Linked DNA regions of Homo sapiens: region 2 is linked to region 1. Evidence: chromatin loops called from intact Hi-C (ENCODE). Cell type or tissue: breast epithelium. All regions are shown on one strand.

What was found. Peaks named below come from ENCODE experiments on the same cell type or tissue, not always from the same donor. Only the 100,000 strongest peaks of a DNase experiment are listed, where the experiment ranks them.
Region 2: a loop joins it to region 1, with 10 times the contacts of the local background. A loop is called at or near these places in 1 of 110 quality-filtered maps.

The regions. Positions count from the first base shown.
Region 1 is chr3:112,625,529-112,633,528 of GRCh38, forward strand. It overlaps CCDC80 (coiled-coil domain containing 80), which reads right to left. Exons shown (of 8, transcript NM_199511.3): 3 at 4,585-4,741. Among named protein-coding and RNA genes, the nearest start is that of CCDC80, 12 kb to the right of the region's middle. In breast epithelium, no CTCF peak of the experiment used is centred here; a DNase peak (open chromatin) is centred at 4,193; H3K4me3 peaks cover 19 bases; H3K27ac peaks cover 1,200 bases.
Region 2 is chr3:111,951,099-111,959,098 of GRCh38, forward strand. It overlaps PHLDB2 (pleckstrin homology like domain family B member 2), which reads left to right. Exons shown (of 18, transcript NM_001134438.2): 11 at 1,474-1,614; 12 at 2,832-2,931. Among named protein-coding and RNA genes, the nearest start is that of ABHD10, 24 kb to the right of the region's middle. RefSeq lists a silencer at 6,384-6,678. In breast epithelium, no CTCF peak of the experiment used is centred here; no DNase peak of the experiment used is centred here.

The DNA.
Region 1 (8,000 bases):
ATGTTTAAACTATGAGAGAATCTCACAATTTTTTGATAAGAAATGGGGAAGATTGCTATATACTCATAAAGAAAGATCTCCTAGAAATATTTTAAGTGAAAAAAGCAAGGTGTGGAACAATATATATAATATGCTATATTTTGTATAAAAAGAAAAATATATAGGTATTTATTTGTATTTGTCTAAAAAAGTACTAAATGAATAAATAAGGAATTAACAAAAATGATTACCTGTGGGTGCAGGGAGTAGCAGGGTAAAGGGGTCAGGAAGGATACAAGACTTGTCTGTGTACACCTTTTTATATAGCTTTGACTTTGAAAATTTAAAAAAAGTATTTCTTTGAAAAATTAAACAAAAACAAAAATACCTTGATCTAGTCATTATTCTATCAAAAGAAAAAAAACCTACTCATTTTTCAAGGTCCCTCCATTAAATCAACCTACTTTTCAAAATTCTCTGATATTTTCAATACCTTATCTGATGACTACAATTGGAAGAGCCAATCCCTCCACTACATTCTTCAAACACTTGTTTTGTACATTTGACATATCAGGCACTTTTCCCCCTTGGAATGTCAGGGATTGGTCTTGACACTGATATGCTTGATGTTGGAGGCAGCAAGGGCAGTGGACTAAGAAGACTGAGTAGGTTAGGAGACAGGCTCTCTAGTCTCTAGGGCACAGAATGATTGATAAGTAAAGACTTATCAAAGCAGAGGGGGACACACAGCCACTGTGTGGAAGTCTGAGCACTCATCCTGCCTCTCCTCCCAGCTCAGTGTTGCAGGGTCTAGAGAAGGCAGCTGCCAGGCACTGTCACCACTGATGAAAGGAGAAGTTGGGGGAAAAGGGTCTATTTTTCAGGACTGCCCCAGAGGCAAAGCAGCATTTTTGAATTGTTGTGGATCCTGATGACTGAGGTTTCTCTAGAAAGAACAATTCTCTTCAACAGGATCAGACAGAAAGGGTATTTTAGACTGATTTGTATACTATCATTCTCATTTTGTTTATTTATTGATTTATTTATCTATTTATTTTGAGACAGAGTGTCACTTTGTCACCCAGGTTAGAGTGTACTGGCATAATCTTGGCTCACTGCAACCTCTGCCTCCCAGGTTCAAGAAATTCTCCTGCCTCAACCCCCCAAATAGCTGGAATTACAGGCATCTGCCACCATGCCCAGCTAATTTTTGTATTTTTAGTAGAGATGGGATTTCACCATATTGGCCAGGCTGTTCCCAAACTCCTGGCCTCAAGTGATCAGCCTACGTCGGCCTCCCAAAGTATTGGGATTACAAGCATGAGCCACTGCACCTGGCGTACCATTCTCATTTTAAAAATTGACTTATGAAGTCATTAGATAGTAAGAAATCAACATTTTCTCTCTCCTTGTTGCCATATTCCACCTCCATGAACTTTGCTACCTCTCTTGATTACCCTCAAACTCTCCTTTCTTTGAAAGAAGTTATCAAAAAACTTCCCTTGCCCTATTAAATGTCCTGTGTATTCTAGCTCTTAAAATTTGGTGATAAAATGCCAATGTTAAAATATTTTTCATCTCTAAATATTGCTAAGAAAGAAACATGCTTGCTGTGCATTTCCCCCCACTTCTTTTTTCATTCTGCAATGAAGTGCCTTTAGCCAGCAACTTTTTCCTATCTGACAAAATTTGTCTGTAATCCATTCACTAAACATACACACCCAACATTCCTATCCTAGACTGACATTTTAGATATCACTAACAAGAAAGAATGCCTTTATGTGTTAGGCCATTTTAAACCCCACATGCAATATACTCTGTGCTGACAAAACCAGATAGGCATTGGAATTTGCTCAAGCATAAATAACTTTATTTACATGAAAGCCTAAAATCTTAAGGTAAGTTTCTTGGCGTTTGTAGGTTCATCAGTGATGTCCAAATACTTTTAGCAAGATGGACCAGCTGGTGAGTACGGCCCACACTGTAGTTGGATGTGTGCCCCTGCTTTCAAGGCCCAGTAAAAGTCTGGAATAGTAGGCAGAGCTTGATTTATTTTTAAGGAAAAGTAAGGCCATCTGATAGATTTCCAGCTGAAAGTCAGTCAAGGCTGGAGTTTTTTGGTTCACTGAGCCCATGGCTCATGCCAATTCTTTTTATCCCATGGCCGACTCCCAGTCTTGGCTCACAGTGCTACAGCCTTTCCCATAAGGGTAAACTGGGACATGACACAAGGAAAGAGAGGCCTTCCAGGAATTAGATGAGAAACAAAATAAAAGATCTCCCACCCCAAAATCAGGTCCCGGCTACCATTCAGTGAGGAAAATGCCCAAATCATAATACCTGATTTCCAATAAGGCAGAAAAAAAAAAAAAAAAGACCCACAGCCCCTCTACAGTTCATATTCAATCCAGATGTCTAGAAAACAGTAGGATTATGCTAAAAATTTGCCAAGGCAGTACCAGATGCTTATAATGGGACCATATAGAAGTTGAGGTGGAAGATGTAATGATTTTTCCAAGCTTCTCTGAAATAAGGAATGAGAACACTTTGTGAAAGTGTTGGTAGGTAACACATTTGACACTGGGAACACCTGGTTTGTGAGGGCTTTCATCACTAGCCAGCACCAGTCTTTGTGCTGGATTGAATACTTACTTCCTTTCTGGACATCTGGAGTGTAATTAAGCTCACTGCCCTCATGCTATTATTTGAAAAATCCAGGAAACAAATGGTTGAATCCTAGTTAGCCAATAAATACGTGGCTTTGTAGTATTAGTCTCTTGGGCTTCAGTTTTATCACCAAGAATAATAATGCAGCCTGATCTGGATGAGCTGTTGTGAGGGTTCTTGTGTCAACATTCTGTAATCAGCACAAAGCAATAACAAGTATTTTGCCATTATAGGTGCTCTAGTGACAAGTGTGACAGCTCATTGATTTCCAGATGACTACCAGATCAAATGGTGATGCAGAGGATGACCACATAATAGTGCCTATTACCTGACTGGCATTTCTGTATACTATCTTATTTAATCCTGTGAAATAGATATGATTATCTTCTAAACTAAGACTTAGGAGTAGCTTGCCCAAGGTCACACAACAAGTAAATTGTGACCCTGGATTTAAATCTGTCTGTCTCCAGAATTCATTTTGTGTCTTTTGTTTGTATGATCATTATTGTTGTTTTGGTTAAGAAAATTCCTTTTTTGCTTGTTCTCCCCCTAAATTATACACACAGTGCAGGATAAATGTCTAAAAATAAATCATCAATCCACAATAATTTATGATGGGACATTGGAAAAGATGCTATTTATTTTTCTTTTGTAGCCACCTCAGAGGAAGGTGGGCTATTTAAAGTAGAGAATGCATAACTGATACTTTACCCTGAATCAGCTCTAGAGATCTGCCGTACAATATTGTACCTATAGTTATCAATACTGTATTGTGCACTTAAAAATGTATTAAGAGGGAAGATTTCACGTTAAGTGTACTTACCACAATAAAAAAAATATGATTTAGAAGGCTAGACCATATTCAAATCAAGTTGACATTATCGTGACATAATATAACTAGTATGTCTTCAATTACACCAAGATCGTATGTCAGAAAAATCTGTGTGATAATGTTATGTGTATTGAAGTTAAATGTTGACTAACAAATAATTAGTTATATATTACTAAATATATTTTATATTCTTTCAAGTGCTTTTAGATGAAATATATTTTACGGAAACTATGCAGAATATGCAAACGATGGAATATAAAGGATTACTCTAAGGTTTTTTTTTTTTGTAGTTAAACCATGAACAACAACAAAACAGTAGAAAGTGCATATAAGAAAAAAAGCTTTTTAAAAAATAAAGCCCTAGAGATGCAATAATTATGAAATAAACTGGGTGGGTCATATTTTGGGCTTCTGACTATGAGGCTTAACTAATCACAGTAAATCTTGCAACGTTCCCAGGAGAACTGCAATGAGTTAGATCTCAGCTGTCCAACACTGGGCTGTACGCCTCATGAGTCTCACATGCACCATTCATATGTAAAATTGCGAAAACTCTAAATTCAGCCAAATTCTTCTACTCTCCAAAAGGACTTGGGTGCAGTTCAGTCCATATTTTCAGTGACTTTTCATTTATCTTAACAGCTTCTCTCAGTTCTGGTTAATTCCTTCCTCAGGCTTGCCAGAGTCAAGTACTTCCGAGAGTCTGGCAAGTCCCATCTGTGATGAGTCACCTGCAGCGGAGAGTCTGCAGGAAGATCAGACGGGGCTGCTCACAGGCGAGAAGACTCAGTACCCAGAAAAAGTGTCTGAATGCCTCTCTGATTCTCTCCCACACTGTGTTACTTTTCCCATTTTCTTCCACCTTACTGACTTTCAGACAATAGAGTGTTTGCGTATTTTTCTTTTTTACAGTGCTTAAAACTTAAACGAGAACCATCCTGGAATGGCTATTTAAATAAGCAGGCAAACTGACCTGTGTTATCACAACCAAAGAGCCCTCTGAACATCTTCATTTTCTTTTGGATCCCCCATGTACCTCTACCATAAAGTTTGTCCCACCTTAGATATGAGAAAAACAATAATATAATTAAAATGTTTAAGAGAACCTAGCTGAAAGTGGTCGATTTTCATGGTGCTGTTGTTGACAGGGCCGAAGATGGTGATCACAGAGATTTTCCTGGTAGCCATCTTGCAGAAACTTTCCAGATATTCATCACGTTGTTGCACATACATATTGTTCTCAGCCTTGGGAGCAGTGATCAGCTGGAGGTGGGTGAAGACAAACAAATACTCATTTATAGTGATAGTTTCACACTGAAGCAAAACCCAAAGAGATGATTTGGAAGAGAGGGCTGGTAGTGACTGCATCTAAGCTACAAATGTTCTGCTGAACAGTTAGCATAATTAGGACCAAAAAGGGCCATTTGAAAAGGCCTCTTTTTGTCTCCAAGACAGCTTGGAGTTTTCTACTCACTTCCATTATTTACCTCCATTACTAGCCTCCACATGTCTCACTTTTCTTATTTGTGAACTCTGCAAAGGAATATTTATTTTGCAAGGCTGCTGTGAACATTACATGAATACTTGGCATGCAATAATTGTTCAATAAATGTTATTTTCCTTCCCTAATTTTGATCTTCATTATTCTCACTGGCTGATTAGATATTGGTTAATACAGTGGTTACTACTATTATTCACATTTCACAGGGTTAAGAGAGTTTCATAGCCAGGCCCTGGGCACTACGAAACATTCTGTGATTTAGAACTCTTATTAGAAAACCTTGCAGAAAGGTTTTATGATGACTTTTAGGCCTACGTTTTGTCACATAGAATATATTCACTGTCACATTCAGCCTGCACAGAGTTGGTGGTGTTTGTCTTTTGATATTGCAGTTTTCCAACAGGATGTTTTTTACTCTAAGTTTAGCCCTCTCTTTGGTTCAGACCTGGTATTTTTCACCTAGCCCTCTGTCTTTCATCCTCATCCTATGACCCCTGTCTTCTGGGGGAAAAAAAAAAGAGGAAAGACAAAGCAATCAAAAGAAATACTTTAGTCACCAGAAATCTGAGAAAATGTAATTTATTTTGGATACAGTAAGGATAACCCTACTTTTAAGAGGTCCTCTTGAATCTTTTCTCTGAGAACGTCTCACTATTTTTATCTAACCTAATACAAAAGCTTCTCTACTCTCTTGATTAATTTAGCTGCCCTTCCCTGAGCCTTCTCCAATTTTACCAATTTTACTCAATCCTTGAGCTGAAGCTAGAACTCTGTTCCACATCCCACAAGCTAGTGGGCATAATGCTGCTTACCTTGGAGGTGGGAGGATGTGAAATTTTATTGTGATGATGACCAGGTCTTTGTTGAGATCCTTGATCCCAAATAGATCACCAGGCTGATGTCTGCAATGAACGCTGTCTATTTGCCCTTTGTTGCATCATCACTAAGCTCAGAAGCAAACCTCTATAAATCATTTTTCTGTAAACAACTTTTTGCATTTGACTAAATACAAATTTATCAGCCAATTTTCTTGCATTTGACTACATTCAAATGTATCAACCAACTTTCTATTTATCCGCCTAAACTTATAAACTATTTCCGATATTTATGACTATTACCTTGGCATTTTTCAGAGGGCAAATCACCAGGCTGTGTACCTCTTCCAAATATTTTATCAAAAATGGTTAATAAATCTGGTCTCAGCTTGATCCTGCTGTTTATTTTTCTCTGTCAGAGATGTCTGTATTGCTACCTGCAGGCTTTCCCTTCTAAGAATTCTCCCCGCATGACAAAATACTCTCCCTCAAGGAAATTAAACGTGTTCAATAGCCTTTGAATGGAACGTTAACAAAGGTTTTCTGGGATGAAGTTTTTGTTTTGTTTTGTTTTGTTTTTCAGATCATAATTAATTTTAAATAGACATGCTTTAGTTTATTTTTCATGTGTTTCTATGCCTGCTCATACGGACATTCTGGGTAGGAAATGCTTGTTTTAGGAACATAATTTTTTAAGGGGAAAAACAAAATTTCTCCAAATTTATTCATTGATTCACATTAGCCTTAAAACAAGATTAAAGGCAGCTATAAAAAGATGTGGTGATGGTATTTTTAGTTGCTTGGTTTGTTTTTAATTAGCTTTATGGCATCTGAAAATATTTCTTCAGATCTTGATGGGAGCGCAGATACCAAAGTTTTATTTTAAGTTGGTATATTTTAGGTCTTTTTTTCTGACTGTTTTGTGCTCAAAACCACACTATTCTGAAATAAATAAAATGAATGTTTAAGTAAAAACACAAAACAGTAAAAACAAAGGTAAGAGAAAGGGACTTACTGTTCATGGTTTTGGACTCCCTATTCTAAATTAAGGATAAGCCATATTTAGAATATATTTAGAGGAGTTTCTAGGGCAAAGCTGCTTAGATGTTAGATGACAGAAAATTATCTGTTTCTGTAACTTCAAATTCATACATAGATTCCATTTCATTCATACCATACTTTGCCATAGACCCTTACAATCTGTGGACAGATCACGGTATGACAGGATTTTAAGAGTCCTCAACCCTCCTCTAGTCTTCTCCCCCTTGTGTATATTAAGGATATCAGACAGTATGTAATCACACAGAACCTTATCCTCCCCTGTGTGGTAGGTTCTCCCACATAGCTCTATACACAGTGGCATGAGGCCATGGATACCCAGTGGGAATCTCATTTAAATAAATAAGTGCCTCTGATGTTTATTTTCACTGCAGACCCTTTGCCCAAGAATGCCTTTAACCACCAGTGGGGTGACATTCGTTTTGCAGGACTCATTCTCTAACTTCCGGCCCTCCACGTTCTGGCCCCGGGCTCTCTTTTGCTAATGTCCTCCTATACCTCCCTTACCTGACCTCTTTACCCCCTAGAGCCAGACCCAGTCTAAATTAGGAAATGAAAGGAATCTTGGGCAGAGAGGCATAGAGAAAGAATAATTGCAGTCAAAGTCAGGGGGCTGTCATTTCGGTCCTAGTTCAGCTCCTGGCTAGCTTGTAGCCTAAATAAATCCACTTAATCTTCTGAAGCTCAGCATTGTCATTGTTATAATGAATCAACTTTCCTGCCAACCTCATCACGTTGTGAGATCTGAGCAAAAGTAAATATATCTGTATATCTTTATAAGATCATAACATGAACTTATTACAGATTGATTTATTCTTAATAAATAAATATGTGTCCCCCAAGCACATACAGGTATGTCACCTCTGAATAATTCACCCACAATCCTTCCTCTGTCTTTGCCCAAGTCACTCCTTCTACCTCAGAAACCTGCCCCCGCCCTTCTCTAAATCTCATTCTTTCTTTCAATGCATTATCCTCCTTAAAGTCTTTTCTAGCATGCAGGGATCACTTCCTCCTTTTAATTACTGTTCTTTTTGTCTGCCTCGCCCACTTGGAATTTAAGCATTTCCTTCATTTACTATATAACTGTCACATCTCCCCAGGCAGAATGTAAGTTCCTCAGACTCTATTACTGTCCTGCAGATGG
Region 2 (8,000 bases), 670 kb before region 1:
ATTTGGTCATAGTGGGAGCTAGATTGAAGTGTTCTGATGTCATTTTACTATCTACAAGGAGCATTAATCAGCCAAACTGCAAAGTATTATTATCATCTTAGTATGGACTACCTGGCCATGAATTCTAGCTCTGCCGCTGTCCAGCTACATGACTTTGGCCAAGTTTATTTCACCTCTCTGCCCCCTAGATTTCTCATCTGTAATATAGAGATAGTAATAGTACCTACCTCACAGGATTATTATAATAATTTAATGAGATAACGTATATAAACCATCATACCTGGCACATAGCTCTTAATTAATTGATTAGCTAGTATAAACAGTTAATTATAAAGTTAAAATGCAGATTTTTATGATTGGCATATTTGAAGACTGTTTATAAATTTGCTAATTCAAATTTGCATTAATTTTTGTGCATTTCAAAAGCATGAGCTTTTAAAATGACTTCAAAATGATCAGACCTAAAAAATCTTTAATTAAGAAATCACTTTACTATATATATTTATGTTTTATTTCTTTAAAAAAATAAAGCAATGTTAAGATTTTGTGAAGCTAAGTGGTGGGAATATGAATATCTCTTAAATTATCCTCTATTCTTATCTATATGTTTCAAATATATTTCAGCAAAAATTTTTTTGAGCTCATTTTTGTGTTTTTTCTTTCTTTTTTTATTTTCATAGTTTTGGGGGGAACAGGTAGGGTTTGGTTACGTGGATAAGTTCTCTAGTGGTGATTTCTGAGATTTTGGTGCACCCATCACTTGAACAGGAAATCGTTTTACTGTTAAAGACATTTCTAGGGTGAGGCCAAGAAAAATTTGAGTAAGTTTCAAGTGGACAAAAATCTTGCTTTAGAAATCTGAAAAAAATTAAATAGTCCATTAGAGGATTTTTAAATATGAGAGATTACTGTAGGGGCTCCTTGGCCAAGATCTTTTTAAAAAGTAACCTAGAATGATGCCTTTTAGGGAAACTTTATGTGGATTTGGAGTGTGTTTATGTGACTGAAATATTATTACAACTTTCAAACAACTTCCCTGTTTACTCGCTTTTTCTCTTTTTCTCCTTTTCCCCCTTTCTTGTCCTCTTCTCACTGGTATCTGTGTCATCACACAGAACTGCCCGGAAGGGGAGAAAGTGCTTACGTGCTTTGTCCACTGGCTGTTCTGCCATCCACATGGCGACCATCATAATAATTTGTAAGTTGTCCTGAGGCCCCAAGGCCGCAGGCACTACAGAAGTGAAAGGTGGAATTTTTTAAAGATTTCTAGGTTCAGCATAAATTCCTACAGTGTTTAGTATCTAATCAAATACTAGCTCAAATCTATCAGTGAACACAATATATGTTGAATAACTTTAAGAAAAATTCTGTTAAAATTCCAGTTTTTTTTGTAAGTGCATAATTCTTCATTTCTTCAGTCACCTATTACAGTTAGTCAAGTTTTGCTATTTTGCTTTGCATTTGCATTTAAAGCACTTTAGAAGTCTGGAAGAAAGGAAAAAACAGCATAAAGAAGGCCTCTATCTGAGTGATACTTTGCCTCGAAAGAAAACCACATCTTCCATCTCCCCACATTTCAGCAGTGCTACTATGGGGAGAAGCATCACCCCAAAGGTAGGACCTGGGAGAAACCACGGGCTTCCCATTCCATGAGTCTTCTTGTCATTATATTCACTGATGTGTAAAGGCCTTTAAAGAAAAGTGCTAAATAATAAATCATTACATTTACTTGTTAGGCAGACATCAGGACTAAATCTCATTTTCTACCTGTTCAGAGGACATCTGAAACTGTATGCTCTGGGGCCAAAGAACATGCTTCAGGGTATTTTCTACCAGCACAACCCAGGCGATGAGTGGCATTCACTTACATGATGGACTTCCGTGGCTGCATCCCACATCTGGAGATAAGATAGGATGTAGCCTCTGTGTTCCAGGAATAACAGCAACAAATATTTATTCAGACATTTTCATGTAGCTGACGCTGGGTTGAGCCTTTTATGTGGATTGCTTCATTTGAAAATCCAGCAGCACTGGGTAGTAGACTACTGATTATTATTCCAGTTGTATGTATGGATAAACTGAGGTGTATAAGGCTAAGTGACTAACCAAGGAGCCCTCAGCTGGTATGTAGTGGAGTGGAATGTGAACCTATGCGACCTGATGCCCGCCCAAGCTCTCCCTCAGGTTCTGCCGACATGCCTGAGGGGATCATTGTGGCAAGAGAAGAGGCAGGTGTGAAGGAGGTTCTGAATGAGACAGACTTTTGAGCCCTTCCCCTGCCCTTAATCAGAGTAACTTTGTTTTAATCTGTTTTATAAATTTGTGTTTCAAGTACATTTTATCTACATGAAGGATTTTGCTATTTTTAAAAAATGCTAAAACCATTAGGGTGTTAATAGATTTCTTCAGTTTCAACCCACCGCATAACAGGGGATAAATAAAAATGGGTGCATTTGTAACAAGAGTAGCTCTTCCCTGTTCTTTTGCATGGTGCGCATGCATTCTTGGCCCTGCATCTGCCCTCTGCTCCTTATGCATGAAGAACTTTCAGCCATTCTTTCAGGTGATTTTGGACAGTGTCTTCCCCAGCTGTCTTCACTTTTGGAATTGCTGCTGTTGGAGGAAGTGCTTTGATATTGCGACTACCCTGGAACTTCTCGGGAGGGCCAGTAACTGGCCTTTACCACTTAGCATCAACAAATGAAATGCAAAGACTTACCTTCTCTGCCCTGTACACTTAGATAGGAGCTTTGGAAACAGGGATGTGGCCATTTCCTAAAGGTCCATTCAGCCTGCAGCTTGCCTGAAGTACTCCCTCCTGCTTCCCGCAGGCCCATCTGCCCCTAGGACAGAGTAACAGCTGTGGAAGTGTGCTCCCTCCCTCACTGGCAGCCATGGCCAAAGACTCAGAATCTCGGAGGATGCTCAGAGGTACGTACCTTTTAAATCAAGTGTCATGGCCTTTTGTTAAGCATTAGAATTCTTCAGGGGGAGGAAGTGAGAACAGGGGTAGGGATGATTAGAGGAGGGATCAACCAAAGGCCTAATTTTACTCTTAATGTGTTCTCTTTCGGGAGGGATATATAACTTTTCCTATTTATACATATAGCTGGTATATTTTAAACATTCCCGTTGTACTTTATAGATTTGATAGAACTCTGAAACCAGAAAGACCCCTAGAGAATTACTAACCTTCCCATTCGATTAATAGAAAGAAAAGAGAGACCAGTGAGATCCAAGGAGATTACCAGGGCACTTAACCAAGATCACTCACCTGGGTTGTGTCTGAGCCACTATGTCGAATGAACCTTGTGCTAAAGAATCATTGAGCTGACACAGCAAATATAGCATTAGTGGCCCAGAACAGAATTCTTATAGGCCTTTTAATGTAGATTTGAGCTTTTATACTTCATAGTTGTTATGTTTCAGGTAGACTTTGACTCTCAGCATTTTTTTTTGTAGTAATACATTACATTTATAATGGGATTCTCAGATAGTCTTCATGGGGCTAGAAGAAATTACTGTAATGTAGTTCCAGGGCTAAGCTTCCTGTTGAGAGGATTAGATTTCTTGTGTTAACACAATAGTTTAAGTCAACAAGTTACATTGCCCTAACTTTTGAGCAGGCACGATGCTAGGTGCCAAGAATGCAAATGAATGATAGGAAGCTTGCCTTTGAAATGTTTATAGTCTATTGAGGAAGAAAGACACAGAACAGATGATTTCAATAAAATGTGGTAAATGAAATAATGGCGGTATGCCCAGGATATAAATGGAAATGCTTTGGGGATGGCAGGCATTTGGCCTTCAAATACATTCATGCAGTGATGGGATTCAAATCCTCCCCTCTAAGCAGGCTGGAATTCGATTCTAGCTCTTTGGCCTCTCTGCCAATGGTACTGAGAGATAACACTGGTTTTCCATCAGGGGAAAATATATATATACACACACACACACACGCACATATATGTAATACATATATGCTACATATACATACATAAATTTATATATATGTGCACATAATGTGTATTGTGTATGTATATATGATATATATATATATATCTCTCACTGGAACGAGGTTTTCAAATCATTACTAAAGGCGATTTAAAAATTAGAGGGTATAGTATTCATAATAGGTTTATAATGTGTAAGAGACATTTGCAGTGGTAATATTTGAATCAAATAAACTGATTGAACTATTTTATTTTCTTTGCCATAATTTCTTAATAAGCTAAACATATTCTTTTGATGTTTATAAATAATAAACATAAATCCATCTATTTTGGCTCTCATTTATCACTGTTAAGTTGTGGGTCAAGTCTATTTGCTGTTGAAACATTTTTCTGTAATATTTACATATAAATATTTGAGACAAGGTCTCACTCTGTTGTCCAGGCTGGAATGCAGTGGTGTGTGATTATAGCTCACTGCAAACTCTGCCACCTGGGTTCAAGTGATCCTCCCACCTCAGCCTCTCGAGTAAGCTGGAACTATAGGTGTGTGCTACCACACCTGGCTGATTTTTGTATTTTTTGGCAGAGATGGGTTTTTGTCATGTTTCCCAGGATGGTCTCGACCTCCTGGGCTCCAGTGATCTCCCACCTTGGCCTCCCAAAGTGCTGGGATTACAGGCATGTATTAGACTTCTTTTTAAATATATTTTTCCCACCGTCGGAAGACATCAAAGCTTAGATTGGCCACAACACCAACAAAGACCATTAAGCATTTTCATGTACTTCAGGTGTTTAATTGAAAGAGCAAGCATTTGGGAAAGAGGGTGGGATCACAAATTACTATACTCCATGTTAAAAGCATTTTCTTGCCAGGTGTGGTGGCTCATGCCTCTACTCTCAGCACCTTGGGAGGCTGAGGAGGGAAGATTGCTTAAGAATTTGAGACCAGCCTGGGCAACATAGTGAGATCCCATCTCTACAAGTAATTTAAAAATTAGCCAGGCATGGTGGCATGCACCTGTGGTCCCCACCACTCAGGAGGCTGAGGTAGGAGGATCGCTTGAGCCTGGGAGTCAAGGCTGTAGTGAGCTGCCATCATGCCACTACACTACAGCCTAGGCAACAGAGCAAGACCCTGTCTCAAAAAATAAATTAATAAATAAAAGTATTTTCTCAAAGAGTAAGAAAAACTAGAACTTTATAGTAAATAAATAGATTAGCAAAACTCAAGAGCCATTAACATTACCATTTAAGAGGATTTTGTGAGAATATGGTGAAACCGAGGGAAGGTTTGATCTCAGTTATTCTAATCTGTTTTCCCCTGAAGTAATGGGAATCCCATGCCAGTTTCATAGAGGAAAACTGAGCTAATTCCCTTAGGCCACATTACTGATGTTCCCGTTGCAAAATCAAATCTGTCTTTGATTTATCTTTAGTGCTCTTGTTCTTTATTGATACGTCCTTTATGCAGCTCAGAAGACTGCAACTTCAGTCTTTCTCTGCTGTAACTGTGAAGTGCTCTTCCTCTTGAAGAGTTTCATGTAATTCTGATGGGGCAGCTTCTGAGGAAATAAAGAACCATTATATGCGTGTTGGTCCAAGGAGATGTGTTCTGAAAAGACAGCCTGCTGCCTTTGGCTCCCCTACCCAGAGGAGGAGAAGTCAGGGTCTATAGTTCTTAGAACCCCAGCAGACTGTAAAACTGGCAGGATTTTCTACACAGCCCAAACTGGTGGTTCACAAAAAACCCAGGAGGGATGGATCATAATTTCATTTAGAATTGTTTGACTAGCACTTGTTAACTTTATTAAAATAGCAAATACAAGTAAAATTCTATGGATTTGAAAAAAATTATACCTGGCATATTTTCACTAACTCACATTTAGTAGACTTTAATCATCTTTTAAACTTACACAATTAACTTAAATACACCTTTTTTTGCTGCTATTCGTAATGGATACATCAAGGATGATGGTGTAAGTATAAGCCTTAATCAGCACTGTTAATAGAACTGACAGCGTGAGTCGTGCAAAGAACTTTGAGAGGAGAGTTTAAAACAGAGAGCTGAGAAACTCAGCTTCTGAAGTTGGAATGGTTATTGGCTTTTGAACAACTTGTGAACTATTCCTTTGTCAGCTTTAGAATGAATGAAATCTTTGTCCTTTTGTTTTTTGTTAAATACAGGAAAGTCCAAGAAAGGTATGACAACCTCCTTGTGTGGTGTTTTTGTTTCCAGCAAATATTGAAAGGTCATTGTCAAGTCATGTTTAAGAAATGATCAGATTTAACACTGTGCAGTGGTGGATTTTTAGTCTAATGATTATTTCTTTTACACAATAGAGAAAAATTGTTGCACATTTGCAAGAAACACAATGCTGGGTGCAGCTGCTGTTCATTCACTGGCAGCTGCATGACCCTCTTTGTTTTGGCTTTTAATCGCAAGGTCAGACCCTGCAGGAAACATGAGTGCTGTGGAAGCATTGTTTTGTAAGATTCAGGATCTATATAAAGAGAATAGAGGGTATTGTGATGTATATGAGCTAAGTGTAAACCATGATTCTCCTTTAAAAAGGACAGGTATAAATAAGTCAGGCTACAGTCAAAGGATGAAAGGATTTAGGAAGCTCCTACTTATTCATTTCATTGGAGCCTGTTTTCTAAGAAAGACTTAGTGGAGAGTGAAGTATAGTTTAAATGATTGGCTTGAATAAGTAAGATGGTTATTTCCTGTGGCTAGGTGGTAGAGATGTAGGATGTTAGACGATGTGTTATAAAACTTGATGAACTGTGCTTCAAATAATTGAATGGCATTTTACAAACTTGAGCTCTTAAAAACTATTTGCTATTGTCTGTTTGGAAAAAGAATTGTTTGATAGATATAATCTGTTTTTATTCTTCCTATTTTCTGGTTGATGAATATGTGTGAAAGATTTATTTGTCTTGTAACAGTCTTTTTTGACTATGCATGTATCAATTTTTTTTAAGGTTTCTTGAGTTTTTCTCTGTAAACTTGGATTTAATCTGAAACTGTGAACATCATACCTTGTTAATTTGCTATTGTAACTAACACCATCAATGAGTGCATGTTGGAAGTGTTGTATGTTTTTCCTGCCCCCTTGTCATCCTTTTTGATCTTGTATCTTTTTCCCTTTCTACAATCATTCTCCCTCTTCATTCCTGACTTGTCCTGTGCCCTCTTCTTCTGGCTGTGGACTGTCATTAGGAAGAATGAATTCCTCAGCAGGTGAGCTATGACAGGCTGAATTGTTAGAAATACTGGTTAATTTTATCCTCTTAACCCCAGGTTATACTTTAAGTCATCTTACTTTCTATATTACAGCCCAGATAGCCATGTAAAAGTATATACCACATATTGGGAATGTATTGGCAGGACTCTACACATTGTGTAATCGTTAACTCACAAGAGACTTTTCAGGTCCAATTAGCCAGAATTAATAGAGACTGGCATTAAAAATAATAATAATAAATGGGCCTTGCACATTTGGTCCCTTGGCTGTCCCAGGCAGTGAAGAGCTGAACTGGTTTGGGTTCCTTGTGTGGCTATGATTAGAAACAAGCCTCAATTAGGTCTTGCTTTATACACCTTATAAACTACCCCTTCAAACAGCTATTTCTCTCTGGATAGGAAGGATTTAGAGCATTTTCAAGGCCCTTTTTACTGTTTTAGTTGCTTTCCCACTGATTAATGTTATTCTTGCTACATAATTAAAAAACAGAAACCAAATAGTCTCAGGGGTTGGGAAAGTCTCATTTTTCCCAATCTTGTTTCTTTGCTCCCCCTCAAAAAGTAGATGCATTCCACTTCCTTATTTGACTATTTATATAGAATATATAGATGAAAAGATAAATTCATTCAGTGACTGTTTATCTTATGACATCCACATGCCAAATAAATGGAGGTAAACTGTGGTGCACAGGACATCTGCATCCCCTTTCCTGATAAAGCTTCAATGAGAGTGGAGGCCTAGGCCAGTTTACTGCCATTCTAGTGTTCCTTCACTGCACCAGCATCTCTCCTTGGGCCTC